Regions from separate parts of the Mus musculus genome. Here all the other regions are linked to region 2. Evidence: chromatin loops called from intact Hi-C (ENCODE). Cell type or tissue: heart. All regions are shown on one strand. Region 1 overlaps Rnf150 (ring finger protein 150). Region 2 overlaps Rnf150 (ring finger protein 150). Region 3 overlaps Rnf150 (ring finger protein 150).

The links. Hi-C counts contacts between places; a loop is a spot of excess contacts. Peaks named below come from ENCODE experiments on the same cell type or tissue, not always from the same donor. Only the 100,000 strongest peaks of a DNase experiment are listed, where the experiment ranks them.
Region 1: a loop joins it to region 2, with 2.5 times the contacts of the local background. A loop is called at or near these places in 2 of 42 quality-filtered maps.
Region 3: it touches region 2 in a loop (2.4-fold over the local background); 2 of 42 quality-filtered maps call a loop at or near these places.

What each region holds. Positions count from the first base shown.
Region 1 is chr8:82,989,010-82,997,009 of GRCm38, reverse strand. It overlaps Rnf150 (ring finger protein 150), which reads right to left. Exons shown (of 7, transcript NM_177378.4): 2 at 6,413-6,663. Among named protein-coding and RNA genes, the nearest start is that of Rnf150, 130 kb to the right of the region's middle. In heart, a CTCF peak has its summit at 164; no DNase peak of the experiment used is centred here.
Region 2 is chr8:82,937,152-82,945,151 of GRCm38, reverse strand. All of the region lies in intron 1 of Rnf150 (ring finger protein 150), which reads right to left. Among named protein-coding and RNA genes, the nearest start is that of Rnf150, 78 kb to the right of the region's middle. In heart, no CTCF peak of the experiment used is centred here; a DNase peak (open chromatin) is centred at 4,951; H3K27ac peaks cover 616 bases.
Region 3 is chr8:83,085,316-83,093,315 of GRCm38, reverse strand. It overlaps Rnf150 (ring finger protein 150), which reads right to left. Exons shown (of 7, transcript NM_177378.4): 7 at 2,045-8,000. Among named protein-coding and RNA genes, the nearest start is that of Tbc1d9, 76 kb to the left of the region's middle. In heart, CTCF peaks have their summits at 3,734 (motif pointing right) and 5,512 (motif pointing left); DNase peaks (open chromatin) are centred at 3,735 and 6,495.

The sequences.
Region 1 (8,000 bases), 52 kb before region 2:
ACAAAGACCCAAATAAACATGAGACCTGCAAAGGTCACGTTTGCTCCTCTTCTCCGAAAGCCCTCACATCTGAGAAGTCTGGCTTTACATGGGAGAAAGGAATGCAGCATAGGAGACAATCTAGGATGAATCTGAGGAGCCTGGCACTGCTGGCCTCTATCAGTCCACCACTGGGTGGAGCAAACCACTGTTTGCTTGATCACACTTTGATGTAGCTCTCCATTCTTCACTGACCCCAAGGACAATGATGGACATTATCCCCCAGGTCCTTTGGCCTTCAATGGAAGACCAATGCAAATTGATGATGTCTAGTTGCAATGTTGATTTATTTAACCTTTCTTACATTAGTGTTGTTCTGGTCATGACCTTTATGATGAGTGAAGAAAGACATTGCTTTGCATCACTGTAACAACATCAATGGTGGAGAGACTGGGGAAGATACTAAGTCACATTAGAATAGGCCAGGCTCAGGACTCAGACCTCTTGTCCCAAGTATCCATTCTTCAGGTGAGCCCCACGCTTCTAATGATTAAGTGGTACCCATAAGCTGATGTTTCCCACACTCCTATAGCTATCTCTGACTTCTCTCTTGAGATGCAGGCTCATAGTGAAAAACCTCCCAGGGCATTTCTGCTCCAATAGCTGATAAGCTTCTACACTTAATGTTGTCAAATACAGTGCTCAAACCAACCCCACTGCGTCTCTCCTGCTTTCCTCACTTGTAGTAGATGTTTGAAATTGAGCCAATTACACCCTTGATTCCTGTTTCTCTCTAACATACTATAGCTGTTTGACTTCTGAGCCAAAGTGGAGCCCTCTTGAGAACACACCGTGAGTTAATAATTAGACTGTGGGATATTGTGGCATATAATAAGAAACACATTTTGTTCCTTACATTTTGTTCTTTATCTTAGTCCCCCTTGAGAGCTCCCTAAATCCCTGCAATTCAGTGATGGGAGTGGCAGTGTGAACCAGTCCTGTTATTCAAAACAAGCACCTTGCCGTCACCCTGGCTTTGTATTAATAAGGTGGTTTTCAGAAAGTCCCTAAGGATGGGGCTGACCACCTCAGAACTTTGTGGTTAGAGGTGTGGGATGTGTAGACCTACCCTCTACCCTCATATGCTCTGAATACAGCTGATAGTCTTACAATACAAGCTCTGTGTGGGCAGAGACCTTAACTATGTGATGTATTGGAAATAAACCAATAAACCTACTCTCTCTCTCTCTCTCTCTCTCTCTCTCTCTCTCTCTCAGAAAGGCTGAAGGTTGAGTCTATCAACAATGAATAATGACTTACTCCATACCCCTTCCTTTCCACATAGGTAATGAAACCTCCTTGCATCCCAAACAGGGCTCAGAGAACTCCCAGTTTGACAGCATGTGGAAGCTGTCCCTCTCAGACAGGATCAAAAGTTCTACATCCTGCCTTCCGTACTGAGCATTCTGTCCCTCTCACCAGGCTGTCTCCCAGCTGTAAGTTTTAGAATTAAAAGATAAACATTAAGCCAAGAGCTTGCCGATGAACACTCTGTCATCCAGAGGAAAAGGTATGTAACTTAGACTTGACACACATCTAGAATAGGGCAGTTTTGTGGGATTATTTTACCTTGGGGGGGGGGGTCTGACTTTATTGCCAGAATGGAGTTAGAGTGTAGGGGGATGGGGAATTGCATAATGTGAGAGAGACCCCTATGTTTGGGGCAGAGTATTATCAGTTGAGTGAAAGTATAAAAGGAAAAAATGGGGTCTCTTTCCCCCTTCCGCATGGGATGGAACAACAGGTGTAAAGGCAGATGAATTTTATGTTCTGCATTGGGTCCACAAGAACTTCACACAGTGCTAAAATCTGACCTTATACATAGCCTTTTTATGACACTGAAGTTCAAACCCACCACTGTCCACAGTAACTGTAGCCCTTCCTTTAGAGGCCTCATGTCCGTTGTGTGTTCTTATTGCTGCCACGCTAACACAAGCTGTGAGGCAGAGCCTTTGTCTATATAACAAATGTGAAAAGAATTAAAACATATTTATACATACACAGCGTTTCTGGAGGCACTCACAGGATATGGTCAGAGTGATTCCGTCCCTGAAAGGCTGTGGTATAATTGCTAAGGGGATTTGGCATGGAAAGAAAAGGAAACCTATTCTGAAATGCACACCTCTCACTTCGTTGTTGTTATTATTTTATTAAAGAATTGTTTTAATTTTTATGTATATGAGTACATTATAGCTATCTTCAGATATACGAGAAGAGGGCATCAGATCCCATTACAGAGGGTTGTGAACCACCATGTGGTTGCTAGGAATTGGACTCAGGACCTCTGGAAATGCTGAGCCATTTCTCCAGCCCTCATAGTTATTTTTTTTTTTTACTCTGCCTATACATTATTGTTCGAAATTTTTAAAGTGCTGTGTAAAATATTAGTTTCCAAAACAAAATAAAACAAAAACCAACCAAACAAAAATCTAAAAACCAAATAGATTTTTCCTTGACAGTGATATTTTTAAAAATGTGTTCAGGGAGGGCCTTGGTGTCTGTTCGGCTTTGAGGCCACGGCTGTGTATTCGCTGGATCTTATATCTATAAACTTTCCTTTTCTTGTCATTCTAGAGAAAAGTGGGAAAGACAAACCTCATATTCAGACTTACATGTATAAGAAACAAGCTTTTCACACTTAAATGTTATTTTCCAAAAATTCTTTTCTCTGTCCATTAAAAGCGACTGTAGTGACATCCTTCTGACAATGCCACATAGTTCTTGTTTGGTTCTCATAGCAGGACCCCAGGCCTGGCATGCCATCATGCTGCCCTTACATTTGAGGAAACCTGGACCTGGGCAGGAGAAATAGCTCATGCAAGTTCATGATGCTGGGTATCATCCAATGTTGGACCCATTCTGATTCCCGAGCTGGTGCCTTCAGCTTCCAACCTATCTCAAGAAGCACAGCACAGTAGCCAAGTCTCTTCCCCACTCTCCTTTGTAGTTCTTAACCTCTGCATCTTCATCCAAAAGGCCTTGCTGTGAATGCCCAGTGAACCTCGTTCCACAGACAGCTGCTCTGGGATGACCGTCTCTGTGTACAGTACGGCATGGGAAGCATCATTATTTTGTATGATGCTGAGGATTTTTAGTTTTAAATTATAAACTCCAAGAAGCTCAGTGGACACCTACAACAGGCTAATTCCAGCCCAGTCCTTTTTCAAATACCCAATGGCAGAATGTTTCCCGATGTGACATGAACTCCTGTCCTGTTTTATCCCAGGCTGAGATCCTATAAAGAACCAAAGGCTCACTTCTTCTAAAGGCCAGTGATGCCTTAATAAAAATAAATGATTTAAGTCAACGTGCGGCTTTTTATAGATACAGCTTGCACAGCTGTGACATTCTGTTCAACAGAGTGGAACACTGCCTATCAAAAGATATTTTTTCCCTAAGTTCTTATTCCATCCTTAAAAAGGGCTAAAAATGTAGCATTTCCACTGATCAGGAAACAAGGCTAACTTTTAACAAGATCCCTTGGTGATAGCATACTGTCAAGAAAGTTAACAAATATTTCACAGAGCATGCATGGGCCTAGATGGGCATGGGCTCTCTATCTGTAGAAACCAGAGTGATGGAAAAGATTATACAACTGACTCAAGACTTAACTAGTTCACAGCTTAAAGTTTTATTCTTGCCTTAAGTACGAATTGGCTGTTTAGATTATTCATGGGCACTAAACCTCATGTTTTTATTTATGCTATCTAATTAGCAGGTGGCTATCTTTTACATAACCAATGTACAAACATTTACTTTATATGGAATCTTATAGGAGCCAGTGGGACCCATCCATGTTCATTACCTTGTGTCTAACTGGTATTATAAGCATTACTGCTGCAGAATATTTAGTGGGAACACAGAATTGAACTTGCCTATAGTCATCCAGCTACCAGCATGCCTGTAAGGATGGATGCCACTCCCTAGGAACCACTATCAACAATTAAATGTCCATACTTGACCCAAAATCTCAGTAAAGTTGGGCTAAGTTGACATTTACAAAGTTATATGTTTTGTAACAGGAGAAAATATTTCGACCTATAAAATTGAGTGGGAAATAATATGGTGGAAAATTACTTTAAAAATCTCATTAAATTGGGAACATTCCCTTAAACTCTATTGGAAGAGAGGATATCTCGTCATGCCAGTCTTGTTTGTTCAGAGGGATTATTAGACATGCTAGTGAAATCAAAGAGGATGTTTAAAATTAAAAACAATTAAACCAGCACCTAATGATTAAACACCGATGAACAGCACATGAAGACTATGTCAGACTGACAGCGATAATTTAACAGCACGCCTGGAGTCTAAAGAGTCAAGAGAAAGGAGAAACACAACTGTACTTAGAGAGGAGCTTCACCATCATAGTCATGAGCTTCTTCTAAGGGACTCTAAAAGTGTGAAGGCGGCTATAACACAAACATAGAGAAGATATTGTGACAGAGGCGACCAACAGGGACAGATGTGAGGTGTGCAGCAGCCCTATGGTTCTTGAAATGACAGGATACTGGAGCAGGAAGGCTCCGGGAGAGAACACTGAAACAGGGTCAGTATCAAGGGTCTTTACTACTGTTAAAGGAGGCCACTGCCTGGGAGAGGAAAGGGTAATTATCCACAAACGCCACTAAGAGAGTGGCAGGCCATCATAGAAAATGTTGCACTTCTGCTTCATTCTTTGTAACGAAAAGCTCAGTAAGACTTAATTAGAAAAAGGAAGTAAGATGAGGTAGAGGAAGAGAGAATGTTCTTCTAAAGTTTTGGCTTGGAGAAGATCTAATTATACCAGCTGCAGTGACAACTGCATGACAACAACAACAAATCTTCGTGCATCAAAGCACCACAGATAAAGTCAAAGATGATGGATCTCTGGGAGGAATGCAATCCCATGTTATAAAAGTCTGGTTAATTTCCTTGACCAATGAACATCTGATACACATCAATGGGAAAGTTTCCAATAGCTCAGCTGAAGAAACATCAGATCACAGAAGCAGGTACTTAACAGAAACTCAGTATTTTACACTGCACTTGAAAATGTTTTAGCTTTATTTATAATTTTACAAGTGTGATGCCATGGCTGGAAATGAAGCATGGTGGTGGGCTGTTTGCTTAGGACGTGCAAGGTCGGGGTGCCAGCCCCCCAAATCACAGGAATGAAGCAAAACAAAAAGAGTAATACTACTCATTGAATTACAATAAAAAGCTATAACGTTCCTTTGGTAAGGATATAGAAAGCTGGTTTCTTTTCTTTTAATTTGTGTATGTGTGTCCATATCTCTGTCTCTCTGTCTCTCGAGTGTGTGTGTGCACATATGTGTTTACTTGTCCCGAGAGGAGCACTTTGTGGGGGTCGGTTCTCTCTATGTGCTCTGTGGATTCTAAGGATTAAATTCAGGTTATTAGGTTTGGAGTAAAGTACCTTTGCCTTGACTCAATGCTCTCAGCAAACTACTTTTAAATATTGTTGGTTGAATTATAAATTGGTTCAATAGTTTTTGGAAGACAGAATTACAGTCATCATAGTTTAAATGCATATAGTCTTAGCAATTAAACTTCCAGAATTTACTTCATAGATATATTAAAAAGTGTGCTAAGTATCACATGTATATGTCTTATTTGAAAGAGAAAACATGTTCATTAAAAATTTTAGTTTATAATTATAAATATGGATTAATAAATATGACATACATAGGCAGTGAAGTGCTAGGTGCTCATGAGAAATGAGAAGTCTGTTTGATTTTGTGTTGCAGTGATCATTAATCTCCAAGATGAAGAAACTCCATATTTTACATATATATATATATATATATACATATATATATATATATGCATGTAGACATGTGTAAAATATCCCAAGAAGATACTTTGTGGAGTAGAATTACCCAATTAGCACTGACATGGAAGGAAATTGTTTTTCTCTGCATCCCATTGTGCAATATCCACATTGTATATGATGTATATATGTTCAAAAATTAACTGCTTTAAAAACAGTTTTTTTTAAAAAAAATAAAAATCTTTTTCTGCCCCACTTATGTTCCCAAGATGGAAATCCTGGTTCTTTGAAGTCAGGTTGTCACTCTTAGTAACATCTAGGCTCCTGTCTGTCCCCACTTCTCCATCCATCCCATTTCTGCTTAAAGAAGCAATTGTTTAAAATGATCAGTGGGTGGGAGTGGGGATAACTCATCAACACCTTAAAATGACATCAGCAAAACATCACAATTCAAATGCCTAAGCACAACAGAAGTTAGCATGTGTGGGGCGGAGTCAGAAGACACTTGGAATCCCGTGACTTGTGAGCTACAACGTTTATACCCTGACACGTGTGGTTTGCACTGAGTTTACAGAGCCATGCTTTTCTTAATGAGCTACTCACCTGGTTCCTGTCCCTGGCATTTGCATACCGAAACCTCTGGATATAATAAAAGACCAGCCATGCCAGAGAAATGATCATCAGGACAATGAAGGAGATGGAGACAAACACAACCGACGTGCGGCTCACATATTTTTGCAAGTTCCGGGTGCCGATGGTGATGTACATCGTCACGGTGATGTTCCTTTCCAGCAGGCTCACTATCTCCTTCCCTTTGGGCTCAGGAATCATTATAGCCACGATGTCTTCCACACCTGTGGCGAGAGGGGCAAGGAAGCGGGCAATGAGGGTTGGGTGAGGGGAGGTAATCAGAGTGAAAGGTTTGGGAGGGCACTTCTAAGTGATGGCATTGCTTCCTGTTAGCCAGGGCTATGCCATTTTGTAAAGTGCCATCATTTTGATTGACAATTCCCCAAACTACAGTAATTTGGTCTTGAGGATTAAAGGTCACTTTGTGCCTTTCCCATTACCATCACTAATCCAGAAACAGACTAACTGTAAACATGTATTAAGGACCGCCATCAAACACAAGATACTGAATCTCCCCTTTCCTTTAAGGAGCCCCAAGCACTTCTCAGAGCCCCTGCCATGGAAGCTGTTTCAACCTGACTCAATCTTTTCCCTGAATCCCAAATCTAACAAAACCTTTCACATCCAGGAATTCTATCCAAAACTCAAACATCTAGGAGCCCCCACTGTTACACACACACACACACACACACACCATCATACACACACACTACAGACACAAATTCACCATACATACATATCACACACCCCTCACACACATACACACATACCAAACATATACCACACCACACCACATGTACACACACTACGTACCACACACAACAAACACACACAGACACACACCACACACACATACACCATACACACATACAAATACACCACACACAAACACACACCACATACACAATCACACAAAACACATGCACACACACACACACACACACACACACACACACCACCTAAGTTGAAATTCTACTGTCTAAGGTGCTGCCCTGAATCTCGTCAGAGTGGATCTTTCCATAGATCCCCCGAAAAGAGCGAAAGGAGTTTCCATTCGATGGCAAGGAGTCAAATGCCCAGCTCCCAACCACAGTGCTCTCTTTCTTTCCCCTTGTGTACACCGTAAACACTCAATTACAGATCCTGAGTGCCATATTTTAAAGCAATTTTCACACACACACACACACACACACACACACACACACACACACACACACGTGAGAACCCAAGCAATCAAAGCCAGGGATTCCTAAAGAGCTCCAACAGGGTTGCCTAACTGATACAATGGTCTCAGAGCTATTTTCTGTTTATTTTACTCAATCGAATGGAAACAGCTATGTGACCCCAATGGAAGAGTTAGGGGAAGGACTGAAGGAGCTGAAGGGGTTTGCAACCCCATAGGAAGAATAACAATATCAACCAATCAGACCCCTCCCCCAGAGCTCCCAGGGACTAAACCACCAACCAAAAAATACACATGGAGGGACCCATGGCTCCAGCTGCATATATAGCAGAGGATGGCCTTATCTGGCATCAATGGGAGGAGAGGCCCTTGGTCCTG
Region 2 (8,000 bases):
CACACAGAACAATAGAAGCTTCCCTCACCCCATGCTTGAGGTCCTTAATCACAAAGCAAATGAAAGCCCTGCAGACTGGGTTGGAATCAGCTGACAAACTACAGCCAGACTGCCTCAGGACATTCTGGTAAGAACCAGAGAGCCTTCAAAACATACGAAATAACGGCATTAATATATAGCCCTGAAATGATGGCATTGAAGATGTTTAAAAAAGCCAAACTGTTGTAAAGAACAAAGAACACAAAGAAGAAAAGCAAAAACAAACAAACAAACAAAACAAAGCAAACAAACAAATAAAACCAGAGACTGGAAAACTAGCAAGCAAATAGCACTTGAAATGTTGAATACAGTCATTTGTCTAAGGAAGGAAAGATCCCAAATATGAATAAGTACCTTAAGTAGTGATTTGGATCCAATTTGAAGATTCATGAACTGGAAAAAATGCCCTACAGTTCCACCACTAGGCGAGCCATCATTTATGGATTGTGTAAGCGTTTTCTGGCAAAGGTTTTCACTGTAAGACAACTTGTTAATTTTTTTCTTAATAAACATCAACTATTTAAAATAAGTACAATTGGCCCAGTGGTGTAGCTTAGTCTAATGAACTAAATCTTTACATGTGAAACAAAAAGTTGAAATACTTTCTCAGTGTTTAAAACCCAGAGAAAGGGAAAAAAGGAGCTGCTACTGAATGAGTCCTTTCACATTCTCTCTGATAATTTTCACTGTCTACTGCGGGGCAGGTCCTTGGTAGGGCTTTGGGTTAGGAAGCTGCAATCATCCTTCCTAGCAGTTGGGCAGTTTTGGAAGGTAAAGTCAGTAGAGAGAAGGGAGAAGATGAATCCGGTGACTATGGTAAATGAAGGTCACAGTCAGGCTTCCTTTACTTTGGAGTGACTGATTCCAAAGACATTGGGTTACCTTCTCAACTCCAGGTCCAAAATATCTGACACTCTCTTCTAGCTTCCACAGGAACACACAAGGCAAAACACTCATGCATATAAAAGAAAATAAAATACAAAAATAAATCCAAAGTCCAACAACAATAACAACAATAAGGTAGGTGTCTTCTAAGGAAGGACATCTGAAGTTGACCTCTAGTTTCCACAAACACAGACAAATGCACAGCTGCAAACATAGGCCTACACACTTACACATGCACACATGTAATTCTGAACCAACTTTGCCCCATTCAAATGCAGATTTAATGTAGAGTAAATCTGGCAGGAAGTCCAAGCTAGACTATGATCAATGACATCTCCCAGAGCTGATCTGATCCTGCTGCTGCTGGAATCACTCTCAAGATCTCACTGTGCTTCATGCATACATGGCATTGGGGCACACTGGGCACTCCTCACCCCCCACGTAGAATTAATCATATTTCTGGGTGCAGCACTAGACAACAGTCTCATTCAGATGTACTAAAGTCGGGTGGGAACAAAGGCTGGTGGGCTTTTAACATTTGACATTCATTAAGAGGCAGTGGCTGAAATTAGTTAGCATCCCTGGTGATTAATCTCCATTATGTGTGACCACAAGAGATGCCCAGTCACTTAGCCTGCTCTTTTCTAGACTTCTGCTGAAGGACGGGGCATGTTTCCAAAACCATTGGTTTTGTCTTAGTCATTTAATAGGGGGCTGTATTTTGCCGACAGCTTGAGAGTTTAAGAGAGAGAGAGAGAGAGACAGAGGAAAAAAAAGCCTGTTTCCTGCTGGAAAGTTCTGGAAGTTTGCCATAACTGTTATAGACACTGCTCTTAGGAAATTCCAGCTTTATGGGTCATTAGGCAAATGGAGTATGAATTTCACTGTCAGTAGGGAATGTTGGAGAAAAAGGGAAAACGCAGTGGGCAGTGCGGTTCTATGCTGTTGGTTTCTTTGGTTGAATGAAGGCTGTAAGGCTTAGCTTATTTCCAGGCACCAACTGTTGCTTGTTTGAGGTTTAAATGCTACTCTCAGTGTTAGGAGTACAGAGGCAATGAAGTCCTTCTTAACTTTGACACATTGATACAGCTCTCAAAGGCTAATTGTGATGTTTTATTTACATTCTTGCTTTTTAATAGTGAAATCAGTATTCTTTCCAACTAAAACCCGAACCTGTCAGCAAACTCCATGTTCTAAGAGGCAATTGACTATTTGGGGGTTTTCTTTGCTACAGTGATCTTAATTTCAGAAATATCTAGAAATGAGCAATCACAAATAGCAGTAATATTCACCCAAACCGGCAATTATTTGTTAGAATGTACTCCATCAGAGCTGGAAGATGAGATGATTCAATAAGTGCTTGGTGTTCAAGCAGATGACTTGATCCCCAGCATCCATGGGCGAAGCTGGATGTGGCAGCCTGTAATCTCTGCTGGTGAGCTAGAGATAGGAGATTCTGGAGCTAGCAGATCAGCTAGCCTTTCCCATCACAGTTCCAGACTGAGACCCTGTCTCAGAAAATAAAGTAGCCCATTATATAGGAAGACACATGTTCTCAATCTCTAGTCTCTACATGCATGTGAATATACACGCACACTCACATGAACGTGTATGCATGCATACCCTCCACACACAAATGTGCACCACTCATTAATGATTACGTCTTTTCTTGGCTGTAGGAAGCAGGTGATTCTAAGAATGGATGACCTAAATGTTTTCCACAGCTATTCTTGCAAGGACCCATGACCTACCTGCATTTTAATGGAGAGACTGACTATATATAATGTGTGAACACATTGATATTCTCTGTGATGGAAAATTATGTAGAAACCACAGGAAGCACATATCTATTTTTTAGCGAGGCAAGCATTTCCCCTGGATTGTATACTAGTTACTGAATATTCCTTGAGTTTTCACAGAAAATAGACTTCTATCACGTGATATCCATGTGACTTCCTGACCACCTCTCTCCAATGCGGTGGTTGATATTTTGTTATGCACCATGAAAAGGCTACATAGTGTGGACAGATATTCTCTGTAACACTTGAGTTCAAGCCTACTGGGTCAAACAAATTCTTTGCACACCACCTCCAACCCTGGATAAGCTTCTAGGATCTTTAAATCAGAGTAGCTGATTACCTCATGGGTAATCTAAGCAATAAGGATTATGCTGTTTCTTACTAAAGTGCCAGTGTCAAAGGAAGTTGATAGTAATTCTCCTTACCATTATCATTATTGATTTAAGAGAAGTTGGATATCTTTATGAAACAATTGACTGTGACGATACTTCCCCCAGGCAGAGGAAATCATTGGTTATTGCAAGCAAACACAATTTCTTTATACATTATGGCACCAAGTGTCCAGAAGAATTGAAGCAAGTTCTCAGAGATCTCTGCAGTTGTAGAGGTTCATTGCATCATTGTTCACAATATCCAAGATGTTAAATTAGCTAAAGTATTCATCTGTGAGTGATGGGTAGCCAGACACCTCATACACATAGGAAGGATGTTACATGAAAATGATCCAGCCTTCCAAAGGAAGGAAATGCTGTCATGTCATTGTAAAATAGATGAGACTTGACATTATACTGAGTGAGGTCATCTAGTTACACAATAATCACAGCATACAAAATAATTAAGTGACAAGGACACTATGAGAAGAGTAGGGTAGGATTGGGGACTGGGGTTGGAAGAAGGTTGGGGTGCATGTGAAAGGCTCCAGGTCATAGCTCTATTCTACTGCTAACCAGCTCACCTTCATAAACTTCAATGGCATGAGCAGACAAATGCTCGTACAGCCTGATAAAGAAAGCTAAGGAATGCTTAGTGGAGCCATGAGGGTGTGCATGTGTATACGTGTGCATATGTGTGTGCCTGTGTGTATGTGTGTGTGTATGTGTGCATATGTGTATGTATCTGCATGTGTATGTGTGTGCATGTGTATGTGCATACATTGCCAGAAGAGGTTGCCCGTTGCCATGGGCATGAGGTTATAGGTGATTGCAAGCTGTCCAGTGTAGGTGCTAGGAACCAACACATGTTCTCTGCAAGAGCAGAGTGACTGCCGAGACATCTCTGCAGCTCCTTCTATTTCTTTTTTAAACGTGACATTCTGTTTACATGCTGGCCTTCTTTCTTCTTTTTAAGTAAGATCACTTGTTCTCAGCATCTCCCTGTCTCCCTTAGCCTTTTCTAAAGCATGAAATGTAGCACATACAAACTTGCTTCATGCTCATCCCAAAGGCCATTGTAAGAGAAAGAATCTTTTTTTTTTTTATAAAGTTGATGCATTGTCATACTTCTATAAAACCACTGCTTGGCCCTCACTGAGAAAAACCCTTATTTCAATGTGCAGATTATCTAGCAACAAAAAGAAAAATCCATTTCATGGAGCCATGAGGGAAAGGATGCAAATGACTAGTGCTCTTAACAGCAGTGGAGGAAAATGTATGTGTTCCAAAGTGATATGTACGTGCTGAAGTGATAAATTAATATGTGTTAATAATATTAATCAAATATTACTAATGTTTTCGGAGACATATTAGTTATAAGAACACAGCACCATGAGGCAGAGACCCTCATGAGTACTATAATTATCTACAGTGATACCCTTTGCCCATTCAGCTCCTTTATGTGCCCAGGAGTTGCAGGTCCACAGGACACTTACTCATCATGTAGCATAGGTGACATCTGGTGATGTGCACACAACTGTAGAGTCAGGAAGTCGAGCCTGCAAACCACTAGTATTAAACTGATGTGTTTGGTGTAAACCAGGGAACAGTTTTCCAAGATGTTTTCATGGTGTCATTTTTCAATTTAATAAATATCCTTTAGCGCTTGAGAGAGTGCAAGCCCTTAAGTCTGGGGCCAGACCTGGGAGACGAGAAAAGTTAAAGAGGACAGCACCGTTGGCAGGCAAAAGAAGAACTGGAGCTCTGAAGCTGTGTTTGAATAACATCCAGAACGATTAGGAAGGAGGAACTGAGAGGCAGAACGACAGGGCGTTTGGGGCTGACAGAGTCATAAATCTGTACGAGTACATACAGGAAATGCATGTGGAGGCTTCTAAAAATACACATAGTACAGGCATGAGGAACAAGGAAAATATAGCCTCCCTTCCCACCCTAGGGAGATTCAGTTTAAGGTTTGCACAAAGGGCTGCGCCTGACCTATTCCACTGCTGCAGTCTGTGCTGTGTCTGGAATACAGCAAGTGCTTGCAAAATTTGTTGCATGACTAAGCCAGAGATGAGGAGACCATGGCAGCCGAGGGACAGGTCACAGCTGTCTGAAAATACCAGACTCAGCACTTGGATTTTATCTTCCATATGGTAAACAAAACAAAGCAAAACATACTTTAGCACACTAAGCCCCTTTCGGAAGTGGTGTTAACTCTATGTTCAACAGCTTTCTAGAGGCTTTGGACAATGCACCCCTCATTTAGAACGATGGGTTGCATGAAGGGAACATCATTGTTTGGTTAGGGAATCTCTATTGCAGTATATTCCTTTTTTGATAAGGAAAATCTTAATTGCAACATACTTGTGGGCACTGCTAACTTATAAATTTGTTGGAGAAACCTTGATAATACTGTATCAGACAATTGTCAATGAAAAGAAAGCATTCACAATATAGCACCCAAAACCCAACAGCACAGCATAACCAAAGCAAATCAATTTCTTAACTGTAACCAACTTATCGTCCCTGAAGAACCCTTAGCTCAAACCTGCTGCAAGTCATGGAATGCTCATTTGGGGTTTTCCAATAGTTTTCATGTAAACATTTATTTACTTATTTTTATTTCATGTGAATTGGTGTTTTGCCTGCACATATATTTGTGCGAGGATGTCGCATTCCCAGAACAGGAACTACAGATACGTATGAGCTGCCCTGTGGGTGCTGGGGATTGAACCAGGGTCCCCTGGAAGTGCAACCGGTGCTCTTAACAGCTAAGCCATCTCCATTCCTGCCACCTTTTAAAATTCTTTATCTGACTTCCAGGTTCCTTGGCTTTGATTCAGTGCTTACCACAGACTCATCAGTTTTCATTATTTTTTCATTCTATTCTTTATCTGAGCGTGAGAAGTGACATTTTTACTGGTTGACCATGTGGCAGGATATAGACTTGTTGCTGTCCTTATTACTGGAAGGAACACCGAATTCTATTTGCCCTTAAAAAAACATTTAACATTTTTTTTTGCGTGAGAATATGTGTGCACATGTGTGTATATATATATATATGAGAATGTGTATGTGTATATGTGTATGTATGTTTCATGTGTGTGTACATGTGGGTGTATGTGTGTGGGGCGGTGAGCTATGAAAGGCAGCCTGGTCCCCAGTCGAGCACAGGCTTTGAGCGCCAGAGACCTGGTAGGTGACTTCTGTCTGCAAGGGATGGCAGGTGTTTGGCCATGCCCCCTGGGCCCCTGGATCCTACTGCAGAGAGGTGTGTAGTCATCAGTCAAGTAGAGCAATGCCCCAAGCTCCTGGTGTTCTGTCTGGACTCCAGTCCTTGCAGTTACCTGGCAACAGCCAGATAGGCTCCTCCCCACAGTTACCTGGCAACAGCCAGGTAGGCCAGCCCACTATAAAAGGGCTGTTTGCTCCCTCCTCCCTCTCTTACTCTCTTGCCTCCCCCCCACCCCCCCCCGCATCCCCTTCTCCCTTCTCTCCAAATGGCCATGGCTGACCTTTACTTCTCTACTCTCTCCTTCTCTCTGCCTTTCTACAATAAATGCCTTAAAACCATGGACTGTCTCTTCTCATGGGGATCCTCCATGCTGAAGCAATGGAGCAGGTCTTCCACTAACAAGCTGCTGTGTGTATAACCTCCTGCATAGGCCTCCCAGTGTTCCCAGCTACTGCTTCCCAATCCCAGCTAGCCACCTAGCAAGATAAGGGCTCTCCTCCCTGCAGGACCCAGCCAGAACTCTCTCCTCCTGCTCTTTTCCCCTTTGCCCAGTGCCAGAGCCCGCCAGTCGGCCCACACTCTGTCCTCAGCTCTTCTGCAACATATAGTGGCATCTGCAGTGTCCAAGAGCCTGAGAATCTGCCATCTCTGGCCTCCATACAGGCCTGGGGAACCCAGAGCCACTTCTTCTGCAGTACTCAGAGGCATCTGTGGTGCCCAAAAATCTGGACCCAACTCAGGCAGGTCCATGGGGACTCAGACTGCGCTTCCTCACTCCCAGAGCAGGGTTCTGTGGCTTCTCACAGTCCAACGCCTGCCTGGTGGCGGTGTGGGAGGCACAGTCAAACTTCCCACGTCGTGCCTCACCCTGGGCTGGATGCGGGATCCCATATTTAACCTACATATGTGTGTAAGTGCATGTATGTATGTATCTATGTGTGTGTGCATGTGTATACGTGTGCATATGTGTGTGCCTGTGTGTATGTGTGTGTGTCTGTGTGCATATGTGTATGTATCTGCATGTGTATGTGCGTGCATGTGTATGTGCATACACTGCCAGAAGAGGTTGCCCGTTGCCATGGGCATGAGGTTATAGGTGATTGCAAGCTGCCCAGTGTAGGTGCTAGGAACCAACACATGTTCTCTGCAAGAGCAGAGTGACTGCCGAGACATCTCTGCAGCTCCTTCTATTTCTTTTTTAAACGTGACATTCTGTTTACATGCTGGCCTTCTTTCTTCTTTTTAAGTAAGATCACTTGTTCTCAGCATCTCCCTGTCTCCCTTAGCCTTTTCTAAAGCATGAAATGTAGCACATACAAACTTGCTTCATGCTCATCCCAAAGGCCATTGTAAGAGAAAGAATCTTTTTTTTTTTTTTAAAGTTGATGCATTGTCATACTTCTATAAAACCACTGCTTGGCCCTCACTGAGAAAAACCCTTATTTCAATGTGCAGATTATCTAGCAACAAAAAGAAAAATCCATTTCATGGAAGAACTCAAGAAACACAGAGTTGGGTAAGAACTTTAAAAGCCCCATTTTCTTCTAAAGGAAATAAAACAGCTTAAACCGATTTGGATTTTTCAAGTTGCTTTGAAGGCACTAGTCCCATTTTCCCAATAAAATAATACCATTTATTTTGCGTTTTTCATCATGTAAACAGAAG
Region 3 (8,000 bases), 150 kb before region 2:
CTCTCACATCTCCTTGGTTCAGCAAGCAGAGAGCAGGAGTGCTGGGCTTCGACTTGTTTTCCCCTCTTTCCTTTGGTTCAGTCAGGATCTCAGCCCATGGGGTGGTGCCAGTCCCCTGCAAGGTGTCCCCAGGTTCTGGTCAAACTTCTCTGGAAACAATCTCACAGACACATCCCAAAGTGTGCCTCGTGAATGCTTTTGGTGTCTCCTAATGAAGTCAAGTTGACAATCCCAATCACAGGTAGGAGGAACAAGTGGTCCGTGGAACATGCAAGACACATGTGTGAAACGCTGTCTGGCTGGGAGTTTCAGTTTGAATGCTGGTACATGTACACAGGTGGCCCTGCCCAGGGCAGGGCTGAAAAACACCACCCCTCCCCCCGAGAAAATATTCTACCAACGTTCAGCCTCAGGAAAAGCAGATACATAAAGTAGTTAGTTAGCTTATGATTTTCTGGCAGTCTTTTGAAAACCTTTGTCAACTAATATGGACTGTGTGGTACCATATTCCCACCCTGTTGATTTTGGGACTCTGTACTGTAATTTTGAGCATACGCCAGCGTGTGGCCCATAGGAGGCCCTGGTCCATTGGGAAGATGTGAAGGCTGGAGTTGAGATGAATGGTGCCTACATTCTGGGCATAATAGCTTCATGTCTTTATATGCCAGAGCAACATCTGATGGTAAAAATGGCCTGATGGAGGCTTAAAGTTCAAGGTGCTTTCCAGTATGACACAGGCATCCTTCTTAATGATCCCTTCGATTATTTAGCTGCGTACAGGGTAAGTATGGACTGTCCGTGCGGATGCTAAGCTGGGAAAACACTGTTGGCTACCCAGTTGCTCTCAGAGGCCACAGCCCAGTGTTTTGAGTTTTGACAGAGCCATCTCTGGGTTCTACACCTCCTGGTATCTTAGGGTATCAGGCTGACCTGCTTTTAAAAGGCATCGAGGATGGGCAGGTGGCGGGTCTGCATCACACTGGGCCTCTGCTGACTTCTTCTTAGGGGTGGTAGTCACCTTCCTTGACTTCCTTACCCACCTCCTTTACATTTCCTTTGCAAACCCCTAGCTAATCCCTAGGCTCTGCTGTTTAAAATCATTTAGGAATGGAGGACTGTGAAAAGGATTCAGTTCTTAAAGTAAGTGTCCTCTGAGTACAAGAAAAAAATGTCGGATGTGGTAACCCAATATTATAATCCTAGCCCCAGGGAGGTGGAAACTTGTGGATTCCTCAGGACTCAAAGGCCAGCCTTCTTTCTGTACCTGGCTACTTTTGAACCAGTGAGAAATCCTATTAAAAAAAAAAAAAACACCTGTGGTTGACCTCTGGTCTACAGGTATGGTGCGTCCCCCCCCCCCCCCCCCCGTATAAATAGGTAATAAGCAGATGTTAGTATTGTGGCTATCACAGACTACCTGAAACCCCCCCCACCCAAAGTGCAGCCATGATTAAAAATACAAACCTGTGGGGGATGGAGATGGAACTTTGAACAGTGCCCAGCTCCCCACCCTCTTCAACAGCATCATCACCGTACTTGCCTGCCATTCTTGTGCAAAATGCTAAATTTTCTAAATTTTTATTGCATTCATTTATCTTTTATTTAGTGCATACATATGCCTGTGCATCTCTCTCTCTCTCTCTCTCTCTCTCTCTGTTCTTACACTACAGTATATTTGTAGGTGGTACCTGCTTGTGTGTGTGTCACGGTGTGTTTGCAGGCAAGAGAAGAACTTGCTGAATTTGGTTCCTTCCCTACTTGGCTTCCGGCTTCAGTTTGAACTTGTGTCACCAGGCCTGACAGCAAATGCCTTTCATTTCTGGGCCATCTCAGCAGCCCAGTGTTAACCTTTTTAATCAATTCACTTAGAGGTTCAGAGCCCTAAGGAGGTCTGGCTTCTGCCACACGACCTAATTGAGGGAAATGACTCAGTTGCAATCCTGTTTTGGACTTTTACCATCATATGATTTAACAGTAAATATTGATGTTTTGATACCCACAGGGCCACCTTGGGAACTCGAGGAGAGGTGACAGAGTTAGGGGATCTAGATGGCACAACACAAAATCTGTTTCCATTTTATTAAAAAACAAAACAAAACAAAACAAAACTTTCCTGAAAGTCACAATCCTGTGTTGAAATCTTTATAGTTTGCTATATCTTTTGACCCATAGGTCAGAACACAGTTGCATTTATTTACATTAGAATCTTTAATATAATGAAAATAGTCACGTCTGATTGAATGTCTCCAGCTCTCATCCTTAACCATTTCATCACGCGCCCAGGACCACATAAACTGTGGATGTTCTCCAAGCACACCAAGAAGACAACAAAGCAAAATAAAGTCTGTATTTCCTAACAGAAGATGGGTTCCTTTAAAGTCATAGGGTTTTTTTTTTCCTTCCAATTTCCTTTGTATTTAAAGAGATATAAAGTGCTTTAAAAGAGTCGGGTAGGCATCTGGGGCTGGGAGGAAGGAAAGAGACCTATACAGAAGCAAACCAACAAACGGCAAACAGAACATAGCTATGCTGCCCTGCTGAGGCTTGTAAATACTCAGGGGACTCCGAGGGGAAGTGATGTCTTCACAGCGTGGCTGTAGAACGCACTACCACCATATTTCAGCACAAGAAAAGTGAACCAAACTTCAAGTCCAAAATTCCCTCAGACAAAAACCAGCCAGAGCCAGTTCTTGTGATTGGTGGGTCAGCAGGCAGTGAGGTCAGGGTTGCCTTCACTGTCCTATCTCAGATTACAGGTGAGATGGGCCTATCTTTCACTCCACCCTCAGACCAGCCAAAATGACATCATAGGCAAGCTCAAGGGAATACTGACTGTGGCATCACCCTTTGACAACAGAAGCTAATAATTCCCACTAGGGTGGAGAAAGAAAGGCCTGGGTTTTCTCTTTGCTCATGGGGTTGGTGATGCTGGAGGCCGACTTATAACATCATGTCTGATTATTCCAGACTTACAGATCCATTATCTTTGTAGTTTTTTTTTTAATCACAGATAATGTGTCACACAAAGAGAGTTTTAAAAAAATGCTGCTCTACTTCCTGCTTTTAAACAGACACTTGCTGGTTATGGTCTGCAGGTTACAGAAGTGCATGCCACGGAAGGCGACACATGCATTCCGGATATTCTGCAAATGAGAAAATTCTTCCTTCCACCTAAGGAGAGTTTTAAAGAACCCCCACCCTGGAATGGATGGAATGTAACTTCACAAATACAAAATTTATCTCAAGTTTTCTAAACATAACGGACATCCCACTATAAAAATAACACTCCCTCCCCACCCTCTTCCACCTCTAAATTTCTTCCTAATTATAAAATGGTACAATCATTTCCTATTAGTAAGCTGAAGGCAGGAACTAAACTGATTCTGCACACATACAAAACGCTTTATTTCACACCATTTACATTCACACGGAAGAAGAAGTCCTCTTATTGATCTTCCTTCTCGATTTCGTGGGAGGAAGCGGAGCTGAGCCAAAGCCACACAGAGCAATGCTGACAACACACATCCCAGACAGCAACAGAACACAGCAACGTTTTAAAACAGGCCTGCTTTGAGGTCTCCTACAGCTCTCTAGAGTTCAAGACATTCTCTCTTCATTTGATAACTGCTGGCCAAATTCTCCACTATTGAAGGAATGGTACCGATGAAAATGCAAGACACATTTGTTGACTTGGAAACCCACTGCAAATTAATTTGCTGAAAGTATCAGACCAGCAGAGGGCGCTCTGACCCTTGCAATAAAATTCTACAGACAGGTTCGGAAGACAGCAACACAAATTTGGATTGCTAAGCCCATGCACTGGCCTTCAACTGCTCTGTCCCTAATAGGCGACAATTTGGTATTTACTTCAAAGAGCAGGATACACTACAATGGGCTAGCTCTTACATGAAGAAATCTTTGGCTATTTAAAATCTTCACATTCTCAAAGAAAACTATTCTGAGTTCAATATGAGTGCTAGATTTGTCTGAAGTTTTGAAGTAAAGAGGGTTAAACACGAAAGTTTAAAGATGGCATGTGTGTCACTAAGGCCACAGTCCATTGTTTTAGATTTGTGGATTTATCGAGGCCAACCAGCAGCCTGAAAAAATTGAAATGCCCAAGGGATCCACCTTGACTTTTGTTTGTGAGAACATCAGGAGACAATTCAGCTAGTTCACAGAAGAACATGTGTCCATTTGGATGTTGATCAGTCTTTGGTTTATTTAGCACACACGGTCCTCACATTTTCTCCAAGGTCACTGCTGGCCAAAGAACCGCACACCAGAGAATTTCTACCCAGCAATGACTTTGGGTCACTCAACTGTCTCTCCTTTCTCTGTAGATTTTCCTGTCTGCCTCTTTAGAGGTCTTACAAGAAGCACACTCCCACATCCTCCTCCTTCCCCCCTCCTCCTCTTCCTCTTCTTCCTCCTCCTCCTCTTCCTCTTCTTCCTCTTCCCCCTCATCAATGAACACATATCAAGTGGCTAAAGAGCAAACAGCTCTGCAGTGAGGGTGAGCATCTGTAATGCCACCAGTTTAGAGGATCTGGGCACTGAGGTTCAAGAAAAAGCCATTTGATTATGAAGGACATAGGACAGGGAGAGAGTGAGTGAGTGAGACAGGCTCTTACAGAACAAGGAACTGATTAAATTAATTAAAGTCCACATCTGGGATCTACATTCACTTCATTAGTTATGGGATGATAACACCATGCCACCACGAAGCTCACAGTGGAATAAAATAGTTCCCTATCTACAAGATTTTAACTAGCACTGTCTGACCCTCCTGAGAAAGGCCTGCTGTTGGGAGCCAAGTATCCCAATCTTCTTCACAATCAAGACGTTTTAACTCATGACTATTGACTCCCTTCAACACCTGCTCTCCCTGGGACTCATTGGTAAGTTCCGAGCCCAGGGGAGGGGCAGTTTTCCACATAGACTTTCTCCTTAGCTCACCCTGCTTTGATCTGGGATCTTGCCTGCTGTGGATGTCCTTCAGGGTACTGGTCGTTTCCCTTGTGAAATTCAGCCATCACCCCTGCTCCTCCGTCCTCTCCCAAAATGGACAGAAATACTGCTCAGGAAATCAGGCAGCCCAGTCTTTGAAGGGCAGTGCCTCTGCTCCTCTTTGCCGTACGTTCTTTCCAAGAAGCATGGCTTGCTAAATGTTAAGGACCCTGGGAAGATGGCAGAAACAGGTCACGCAAATCCTGCTCTTGTGCGAATGTGGCCTATTAGGAGGGGACCAAGGAACAGGGTTTAAGGAAATGGGGTGTAAGATAGGGAAAGTGTGTGTGTGTGTGTGTGTGTGTGTGTGTGTGTGTGTGTGTGTGTGTGTGCAAGGAAGGGAAGGGAAATTAAGAATGCTATGGGGGCTGGTGAAATGGCTCAGTGGTTAAGAGCACTGACTGCTCTTCTAGAGGTCCTGAGTTCAATTCCTAGTAACTACCTGGGGACTCACAACCATCTGTATCTGGGATCTGATGCCCTCTTCTGGCTTGCAGGTGTACATGCAGATAGAGCAACTCATACATTTAATTTTTTTTTTTTTCTTCTACAGGACATCATCTCCCTGGCCTCAGTACCTCAGCACTGCAGAGACTGGACCTTCTCTTTGTAGATTGCATGATGATCTTTCCTAAAATTTTTGAAAGTTTTTATTTGGTAATTTTCATGGTGTTCAGCCAAGGATATGCATTCAGTGGACAACTAAATGCCATTAAATGCTTATGCAATCTACTTCAGCACCAACTAAGCTTACACCAAGAATCTTAGGCAGACTGATGTTCTCTTTTGGTTCTGGAAGTGTTGTAGTCCCAGGAATGTCTGGGCTGTAAAGAAAATGGCCACTGGGCACAGCCATTCTTAACAGGCTAGACCCTTGAATACCCACAGATGAAAATGTTAAAGCAACAACAACAACAACAACAACAACAACAACAACAACAACAAATCTCTGGAGAGAGACTTGCTTCCATGGCCAGGATGTCACACACAATGTTGAAATAGCTAGGTGCCTCTGGTACTCCTCCCCACCTCTGCCCCTGCCTCCACCCAGTATTTGTCTCTGTAGCTGTCCCAGAACTTGCTTCATAGACCGGGCTGACCTCAAACTCACTGAGATCCACCTGCCTGAGTGCTGGGTTCAAAGGTGTGAGCCACCACTGCCTGATTGCCTCTGATACCTTATCATCTCCTGTCTCCATACTATATCCATCCCTTGGGTGTGTGACCAGAACTGACCTTGAAGGCCCTGCCAGACCCAAGGCTGTTCTTAGGAGGCAGCAGCCCTTTAGAAGGATTAACCACGCAGGAGGAAGCCATTCTGAAAGTGACTCTGAGGGAGTTCAGGGCTCTTTTCCTCTCTCAACCTTGGACAAAGCTGAAGAGAAAGCTGCTCGCCATTCACCACATAGAGGCTGGATGGCCACAAGCTCAGAGATCCTTTCTCGGCAATGCCACACAGACCGGGTATGTGGCTCGGCCTGCGGTTTCCTGCGCCTTTCCTGTCTCTGAGTTCTACTGCTTTAGAACGGGGCAGCCACAGGGATGAAGAACTATGGGTTGAGGTAAATTCTCTTTGGCTAAGTGTCACATTAAGAGTCTTGGGATTAGTCATAGAAGTGAGGGGTGTAAGTCTCTCACATGAGTCTCAGGGTTTGTCATAAAAGTGAGGGTGTAATTTTATTTCAGCACCAAATCAGCATGGTTGGTTGTCTTGTTGTTTTTTAACAAACAGCTCGTCAGAGAAGCAACAGTTGCTGAGGACAGTGGACACTGTGTTTAGAAAGTTGATAAAGGCTATTTGAACCGCTATTACTTATGGAATAAGAACATCCCTGGCTGTCTCCTTAGGTAACTTGGCTAAAGTCTGTTTTTCTTTTGGGGAAAACCTGAGGTAATCTTATCCTTTTTCTCCTGTCACAGTCAGGAGAGCACTTGTAAGGATTCTGGAACATTTCTTGGGCTGTGCTGCCCGGCTGGTGGCCACTAGGCACATGTGGCTACGGAAAGCTTGAACTGTGGCTAGTAATAATGATGATGTGCTGGGCGTGTAAAAGACAGCAGATTTAGAATAGGTAACAAAGAATAGAGGAAAATGTTTTCCTGACACCCTACATCATTTGCACATCAAAACAATAATAATATTAGATTAAACTGCTATTAAATAATTTCCACCTGTTTCCTTTTTGCTTCTTAAAATGTGGCTATCGGGAGTTAGAAAAAAAAATGCATGTGACTTGGGCTGTATTTCTGTTGGACAGAGTTGGTGCACCACTTGCTCCAGAAAAATGCATGCCTGTAAATGCATAGTCAGTGGGCACTCCTGGGCTGCATAGCCACGTGTGGCTCACTGGGTCCTCAGGTCAGGGCCTCCTCATCACGGAAGGCAGCAGCAATGTCTATAGTAAGAGCTTTGCCAGTTATCTCAAGAGGAAAAACTTTCTTTTAATCTTTCTTTTGCCATGAAGGTCACAGGGAAGCCCTTCAAAACTCTTTGGTAAGCAGAGACTGTCAAAGGCTCAGGGAGTTTGCCACAGGGTCTCCTTGGAGTCAGATCAACAGGCTAAGGGTGGGCCTCTTGGGCTCCTTAGCATCCTGTAGGGTATTAGGTCAAGGACTTGCTTATATAATCAGCGTTTACCTGGCCACTGGCCAGAAAACACCTACCAGATCTTTTTCTGTCTGGTCATGCAATGTAATTTTGTATTTCTCTTGTTGTTGAATTACCCCAATGTCATTAGACTAAATATTAAAATTTCCTTTGTGACTCAGTTGTTTTCACAACACAGATCCCCCCTGGAGAAGTGCAGATGTGTCACCTGAGACAGAGGGGACAGTGAGACTCATCTTCGAAACTTCATTGGAGAGAGTCTGGTTTAGCACTCACCTGCTTCCTCGCTACGAAGCATCTCAGGCCTTGGAGGCGGGCATTAATTATGGGATGTGCTAGACCTTTGACAGAGGTGATTTTTCTGAAGCTTGTTATCATTTTC